Regions from separate parts of the Homo sapiens genome. Here all the other regions are linked to region 2. A link is a loop called in an ENCODE intact Hi-C map of the cell type or tissue named here. Cell type or tissue: gastrocnemius medialis. All regions are shown on one strand.

Region 1 (2,500 bases), 89 kb after region 2:
CAACAAGAGTGAAACCCCATCTCAGAAAAAAACAAAAACAAACAAAAAAAACTGATGGCTTCTTAACCCTATCACTTCTGCAGATTCTTTGGTTTCTCAGGAAGCCAAAGAGATAGCATGGGGCAGTGGTTAGTAACAACTCTGGAGTCAGACCAACCTGAGTTTAAATTCACTACTTATTAGCTGGGAAGTCTTTGAACAACTCACCTAACCTGTTGTTCTCATTTTCCTAATCCGTAAAATGGACATAAAATATTACCTCAACCGTAATTTGTTTTGTTTCGTTTTGTTTTGAGATGGAGTCTCCCTGTGTCGCCCAGGCTGCAGTGCAATGGTGCGATCTCGGCTTACTGCAACCTCCGCCCCCCAGCTTCAAGCGATTCTTCTGCCTCAGCCTCCCGAGTAGCTGGATTATAGGCATCCACCATCGTGCCTGACTAATTTTTGTATTTTTAGTAGAGGCGGGGTTTCACCATGTTCGCCAGGCTGGTCTTGAACTCCTGACCTCAGGTAATCCACCTGCCTTGGCCTCCCAGAGTGCTGGGATTACAGGCGTGAGCCAATGCGCCTGGCCCTATTTTTTTATTCCTTTGTCCTGTTTCCTATGTGGGACTTATCACCGTTTGGCATTATTATTTATTTGTGTTCTGTCTACCACCCCAGCCCCACTCAAATATAATCCCCATAAAGGCAAAGACATTATATGTCTTATTTACTGCTTTATATGTCTTGCCTAACAAAGTAACTGGTACATTATTGTTACTTAATATTTTTACCTTTGAATTTTTTTGCCAAAATAATACAGAATTAGAAAGAATTCCTCCCCCAGTGTCATGGCTAAATTTATATACAGTAGCTGACTTGGAAACTGGGCAGAGTTGTTTTGCGTTTGGAAATACTGGTGTTCTTACAGTTGAGTTTCTATTTCCAAAAGATGCTTACTCAGCCTTTGATGGCACAGTTTGACTTGTGACATCAGAAGGTTGACAGGCAGAAGTCTGAGTCAGAAATTCAGCTATAGAAGAGCGTGACTTTCATCCCTGCTCGCCCTTTGAGGTATGGCTGGACACAGCTCAGAAAGGTCTTGGATTTCAATTTGTCTAGGAAGGTATTTAGCAAATTATTTTTACCATTTGGATTTTGGTACCAATCACCCGAGGAATCTGCAGTCTCTGCGTAAGTGAAGAATGAGAATGGAAGGGGTAAGTGGAGCTAGTGGGAGAGCACAGGCCAGCCCGCCACTTCCCTGGAAGAACTGATGGCTTTTTCCAAGGCCTGGATCATGCCTCGCCTATCCTCCTCCCCACTCCATGTCCCCAGTCCATCCTCTGACTTTTATTTACTTACCACCTTGGAAGTCATAAGATTCTGAAGTTTTCCACAGCTGCTGGGACTTAGGCACTGGGCCACTGAGGACAAGCTGACAGGTCAGTGTTTGGGCTCTGGATTTCACATCATTCATTAGCCCTCTCGATCCCCACAGAGAGGGACGTTCATGCTATGAACTGTGTCATGGAGAAAACACAGCCCTAGAAAGAGGAACTCTTGATCCCCCACTACTTCATTCTTTCAAGCCCTGTGACCTGTTCCTCTAAATGCCTGTGGGACCACAGGTGGGCTTGGGATGGGGATGCTTCCTGAATGCCCAGGGACTGTACGCAAAATGTTACGTGTGTGTATTATGGGCAGCCAGGGAGGCTCGGTTTCATCAGACTCTCAACAGATACCATCTTTGGTCTAAAATAGATTTGGAACCATGACCCTGAGTGGACCTAATGTATTTTTGTAATGTTTGTAGACTGCACATTTGCCCCTCTGGCCCTCCAGGCTGTGTGTGGGCAGATTGAGGATGGAAAAGCTGAAGCGGTGCACAGCTGCCCAATCTTGTTGGGTTGTTGCATGATGGCTCTCTCATCTCTTCTTGAGTTTGCTTATTTACACAATTAAGCTAGGCCCATTGTGAATCAAGTCCTGACCTGTCAACAGAAGATGAGATGGTTGAAGAGGGTAGCAGGCAATTCTGTGAACAAAATATAGCTATAGATCTGGCTTTAAGAGTAAAATAAGGCCGGGTGCAGTGGCTCATGCCTGTAATCCCAGCACTTTGGGAGGCCGAGGCAGGTGGATCACCTAAGGTCGGGAGTTCAAGACCAGCCTGACCAACATGGAGAAACCCCATCTCTACTAAGAATACAAAATTAGCCAGGCGTAGTGGCGCATGCCTGTGATCCCAGCTACTTGGGGGGCTGAGGCAGGATAATTGCTTGAACCCGGGAGGTGGAGGTTGCGGTGAGCTGAGATCGTGCCACTGCACTCCGGCCTGGGCAACAAGAGCAAAACTCCACCTCAAAAAAAAAAAAGTAAAATAAAATCATGCCACCAACAAACCTACCTATTAGTCCACTGATTTTCTTTCCTCTGTGACAAAATGTTCATCTCCATACTCTTAAAGGAGTGATGATACACTTGGCCTTTCACCTGAGGAAGTATAGGATGGGAG
Region 2 (2,500 bases):
GCGCGGTGGCTCACGCCCGTAACCCCAGCACTTTGGGAGGCTGAGGCAGGCAGGTCACCTGAGGCCAGGAGTTCAAGATCAGCCTGGACAACATGGCAAAACCCCATCTCTACTAAAAATAGAAAAAACTTAGCTGGGTGTGGTGGTGGGCGCCTGTAATTCCAGCTACTCGGGAGGCTGAGGCAGGAGAATCACTTGAACCCAGGAGGCAGAGGTTGCGGTGAGCTGAGATCACACCACTGTACTCCAGCCTGGGCGACAGAGTGAGACTCCATCTCCAAAAAAAAAAAAAAAAAAAAAAAATTGCTGTAGGCATGTTTTTCCAGGTTTGATTTTTTTCCAGAGAGAAGTATGCACAAACAGTTAACACTGTTACAGTGTGAGCATCAGGATGGAGTTATCCAAAACTCAAAAGAAGCCTTTTTCTTTAAATAGTTTGTCAAATTGTTTGTTTTTCGGGGGGTGGGGGATTTGAGGGAGAGGGCATGGTGTTAATAGGATGGCTAAACGGTGGTGGATCGGGTCTTCTGTTCTGTTCAAGTGAGAGTGTTAAAGTTGTGAGAAGACCTAGTGTTGAAGACAAACGCTGTGGTATTCTGAGAGGGAGGGAAGCAGAGAAGCTCAGGCCGGGGGCAGGTTCACATCAGGAGGTCCATTTTTGAGTCTTGGCTCCATTACTTACTGTTTACCTGAGCCAAGTTGCCATTCTTCCTGAGCCTGAGGTTTTTCAACATAAAATGGGGAATTTGAAAGGTCAAATAAATTAATTCATAATATTTGTGTTGTCTGGTTTATTATAAACGTTGAGTCCTATGGAGAGTTTAGAGATGTTACCATTCATATTTTTATGATATATAGAACAGCTTAAAGCTCCCCCTTTGGTGTAAGTATAGTATATACAGGTATAATGTTCTGAATAAATTACTTCAGTTATAGTTTGTGAAACCTGATTATAGCTGATACTCTGGAAATGTAACTCAGTTGTAGTCCAGAATTTTATGCTCAAGGTGGTGCTGTTTCCCCATAAATCTGATGATGTTTTACATTTTATCTCTATCTGTTCCAAATCAAGCAAATAACTGGATATATGTCTAGGGCCATTTCGGCCTTCCACAGTCCCCCAAGCCATCTTTCCTTGTGAGACCCCACCCAAAATCATGTCATAGAAATGTGTATTTACCCCATATTCACTAGAACACATGTGGGAGCTTAAGAGTTGAGTATACCAGTGGACCTGTTCAACATTTTGGAAGACATTTGTTAAAAAATACTTTAGATACTACAGCTTGCTTTTTGTATTTTAGAGTCAGTTTGTTTTTAGGTCAGAAATATTTGAAAAGCTTGTAAGCCCTGGCTCCTAATGGAATAAAGGACCTAATATAGTTCTTCTGCAAACTGATTACGTTACAAGGGAAAATACTCATTTCGAACTTATTTTTGCTCATAATCTCTTTCCGGGCCGCCATATTAATCATTTCCTACTTGTTGTCAGAAACCAGACGTGCATTTCATAGATGTGGTCGTTGTGTGTTTGATGTGAATTGTTTTGTTTTGTTTGTTTTTAGATCCGGGGATTTCTTTCACGGTTTGATAATGTCCTTCCCGTCAGCCTGGCATTTGACAAATGTACAGCTTGTTCTTCCAAAGTAAGTCATTTTGTATTGGAGGGACTTGTTTTTAAAAGTGAGCGGGTCAGCATTTGACCGCAGCCTCACCAGCTGGAGCCCTTGAAACCAACTAAGGGCTTTTTGTGGGGGAAGGGTGGGGTCTAAACCCTCAGAAAGGACTTTGTTTTCATGGATCTGTATTCATTCTCACAGTGGTTTAAAACCAGCCTGAGAAAATGTGTAGGGAGACTGAGTTAAAATATTTCAACTCTGTATCAATACTTGCATCATGCTAATTTTGTCTTGAATTTGAACTTTACTGCTCTTTGTTCCTCCCCAGAGGGTTCCCTCCTAGCCAGGACCCTCATAGAGCAATTTTTTAAAGCGTTACTCTGAGGGTGAGGCGGCCCTGGCTATGCATCTTCTGCAGATCCACATAATTACAAAGAAAAAGTAAACAGAGATTAGGGGCCTGGATGGGGAGCCACTAAAAGGGCCCCTTCAGCTTTGATCTTTCCAGAAGCTCTAAAAATAGAGCTGGTATGTTAGCCATCGTAATGTGAAACGGCTGATATATCTCAAAACTACAGTGATGGCATCTCGTGTTTTAATAGGCTTTCGGATACCATCTGAGTGATTTTTACATGCACACTGTATGTGATAGCTGATTTCCTTTCAAGTGTTCCTTTCAGCCTTCTGCTGCCCAGCGACTTGACCTGGGCTTTTAAGGCTCATGATTGCTGATAAGTAAAGATTTTCATGTTGAAGTGCTATACAAAATAATGTTGGTGACCACTAATCCCCAACTGTGGCTTCTCAGTTACAATTTGGAACTATTTTTCGTGTAGCCTTCGTCTGTCTGCCACTGTGGAAGAAAGAGAATTCTAGGGATG
Region 3 (2,500 bases), 130 kb after region 2:
AATAATTACCTTGGGCCGCACATAAAATACACTAACGATAGCTGATGAGCTTAAAAAAAAAAAAAAAGAAAAAATTCATACTGTTTTAAGAAAGTTTACAAATTTGTGTTGGGCTGCATTCAAAGCCATCCTGGGCCACATGCGTTAGACAAGCTTGGTCTAAGGGATATAGCTTTATTTTTTAAATAAGAGACAGAGTCTTGCTCTGTGGCCCAGGCTGGAATGCAGTGGCCTGATCATAGCTCACTGCCTACCACAAATTCCTGGGCTCAGGTGATCCTCCTGCTTCAGCTTCCGAAGTAGCTGGTGTACCACCATGCCTGCTAATATTATTATTATTTTCTTGTAATAGAGACAGTGTCTCACCATCTTGCCCAGGCTGGTCTCCAACTCTTGGGCTCAAGTGATCCTCCTATCTTGCTTTCCCAAAGCGCTGAGATTACAGGTGTCAGCTACCATGCACAGCCCTATGTAGCCTATTTTGAACTAATAATCCTCAGTTCTGTGCCTGTAGTTGCTGACAGAGCCAACACTTCACAAGTGTTGGCTTCTGAAGTGTGTTTGTCTCTTGCTTAAAGCAAACTCGGTACAACGTGATCTGCACTTACAAAACTAATAACAAATTAATAACAAATTAGATCTCTGCTCCTGTTACCAATGACCAATATTCTATGTGCAAGAGAGCATAAGTAGAAGGAGACAGACTTTTTCCAAACAAACAGATCCCTTGAGCAAATGCCCTTTAAACTTTAAAATAACAACCCCCTTGGGTTGTGCAGGCCTTTAACTTTTCAGAGAGCTTTAAGTACCTTAACTCTTCTTATTTTATTAAAACACCCAGGTCATGGGTTGGTTTTTTTTCTTTCCAAGTTAGTTAAATAAATAAGCAATTATGACGCAGCGCCACATGGCCAACAGCTTTTAGCTTATAAACATAGAGTTTGAAAAGCAGTACTTAGAGGCCAACTTGGTTGGCTGCTGCCGGCAGGAGGGAGCCGAGCTGTTCCCGGCCCAGATAACACTTAAAGGGCCAGGCAGGCCCTCATGCATGCACATTTGTCTACATCCAGGGAGCTGTTTTTTTTCTGATGCAACATGAATTTCAGTGTGGTTTTTTTTTTTTTTAAGTGCCAAATTGTGAGCTCCTGATGGCCAGCCACTTGTGTCTTATAAGCCTCCACAAAGCCTGGTGCAACTCCTTGTATGTCACAGACATAGACATGTTTGCTGACAAATTGTTTGTATTTTATGAGCGTTTATAATGGCCTTTTAAGTAAGTGACGTTTTAGAGTTTGCTGAATGAAGAGTGATTTTTATTTAGTCTCAGAGGCACAGTTGTTTGGTGTGGTTGGTTTTTTTTGGCCACCCCTCCCCCAATCTATCTCTAATTTTAAGATGTGATTCACTAGGAAAATATGATTCTGTTAATTGAATTCATTTTATAGCCAACTTTTCAGGAACCTATCTATTTCTGTAAAGTGAGAGCCACTTGTAAATGTACCGTTTGGTGCCAGCACTCAAATTTTCCCTGACTCAGTTGCTCCAGTGGTGTTTAAATATCTTCCCATAAATCAGGCAGCCAGCGCTCCATACTTATTTACTGGGTCTTGTGATTCAGCCCAGGATCCTGATAGTGATCTTGGATGGGTGATATAAATAGACTAGGATTTGCCAATGGCTATTTTTATCAGGGAAGCTTTCTAAGTTGATTTCTTTGAACCCAGAACAACTTCCTCCCTCTGGCTTCCCCTGTTTTCCTCCAAGACTAGGGAGATCCTTTCTTTATTCTGCCCGCCCATCTTCTGCCCCTCCCCCAGCCAGCTGGTGTCTGCAGAAATTAGAAGGAAGGTACGTGCCTGACACAGAGTTGCCTGAAATCATATATCTTTACCCCCTTTCAGGATCATCTTTCTTTCATCCGGCCCAAGAATGGCACCTTCCCCGCCCATCAGGCCACCTGCACTCAGGAGTCGGCTGCCTGTCCTGAAATAGATCTCTACCAGCTCTCAAGCAGAACAATTCCTTGCATTCATACTTGAATGTATAATTTGTGTTATTACCTCTTATTTGTCTTTGTAAGTTTGTCCCTGCCCCAGTTTAAAAAAAAAAAAAAATCTGAGTTACTGCTACTGAACCAAAGGGCCTCATTCGAGGTCTTCTTTCTCCCCACCCCCTCCCCCATCCCAGTGATACAGATGCTGCCTTGTCTGGTCAGGCCTTCAGGGAGGATGTCCTGACCCCCTCAACCCCCCATCTCCAAAGCTGTCCCCTCGCTCTTTGTGCAACTCGCCGCCCACATCCAGCACAGTAAAAGCAGGCTGTCAGCTGGGAGAGGCTCGCCTTGGAGGACTGTCCTTTCTTTACATCCTCTTCCCAGGGCTTCATGCTGCAAAACAGCACATTCTCAACATGAAACAAAAATGGATTCTGTTTTCTTTTTCACCTAGTGTTTTTGGCCATACTGTTCTTGGCAGTCAGACTTCCAGGCTTGGGGTAGAAT

The links. Hi-C counts contacts between places; a loop is a spot of excess contacts. Peaks named below come from ENCODE experiments on the same cell type or tissue, not always from the same donor. Only the 100,000 strongest peaks of a DNase experiment are listed, where the experiment ranks them.
Region 1: it touches region 2 in a loop (6-fold over the local background); 10 of 110 quality-filtered maps call a loop at or near these places.
Region 3: a loop joins it to region 2, with 4 times the contacts of the local background. A loop is called at or near these places in 10 of 110 quality-filtered maps.

Annotation. Positions count from the first base shown.
Region 1 is chr3:11,467,102-11,469,601 of GRCh38, forward strand. The region is part of intron 20 of ATG7 (autophagy related 7); the gene reads left to right. Among named protein-coding and RNA genes, the nearest start is that of VGLL4, 180 kb to the right of the region's middle. In gastrocnemius medialis, no CTCF peak of the experiment used is centred here; a DNase peak (open chromatin) is centred at 970; H3K27ac peaks cover 2,133 bases.
Region 2 is chr3:11,378,407-11,380,906 of GRCh38, forward strand. ATG7 (autophagy related 7) reads left to right here. Exons shown (of 21, transcript NM_001349232.2): 19 at 1,566-1,646. Among named protein-coding and RNA genes, the nearest start is that of ATG7, 110 kb to the left of the region's middle. In gastrocnemius medialis, a CTCF peak has its summit at 1,001; no DNase peak of the experiment used is centred here; H3K4me3 peaks cover 552 bases; H3K27ac peaks cover 2,098 bases.
Region 3 is chr3:11,508,284-11,510,783 of GRCh38, forward strand. The region is part of intron 20 of ATG7 (autophagy related 7); the gene reads left to right. Among named protein-coding and RNA genes, the nearest start is that of VGLL4, 130 kb to the right of the region's middle. In gastrocnemius medialis, a CTCF peak has its summit at 991; DNase peaks (open chromatin) are centred at 998, 1,643 and 1,899; H3K4me3 peaks cover 539 bases; H3K27ac peaks cover 2,500 bases.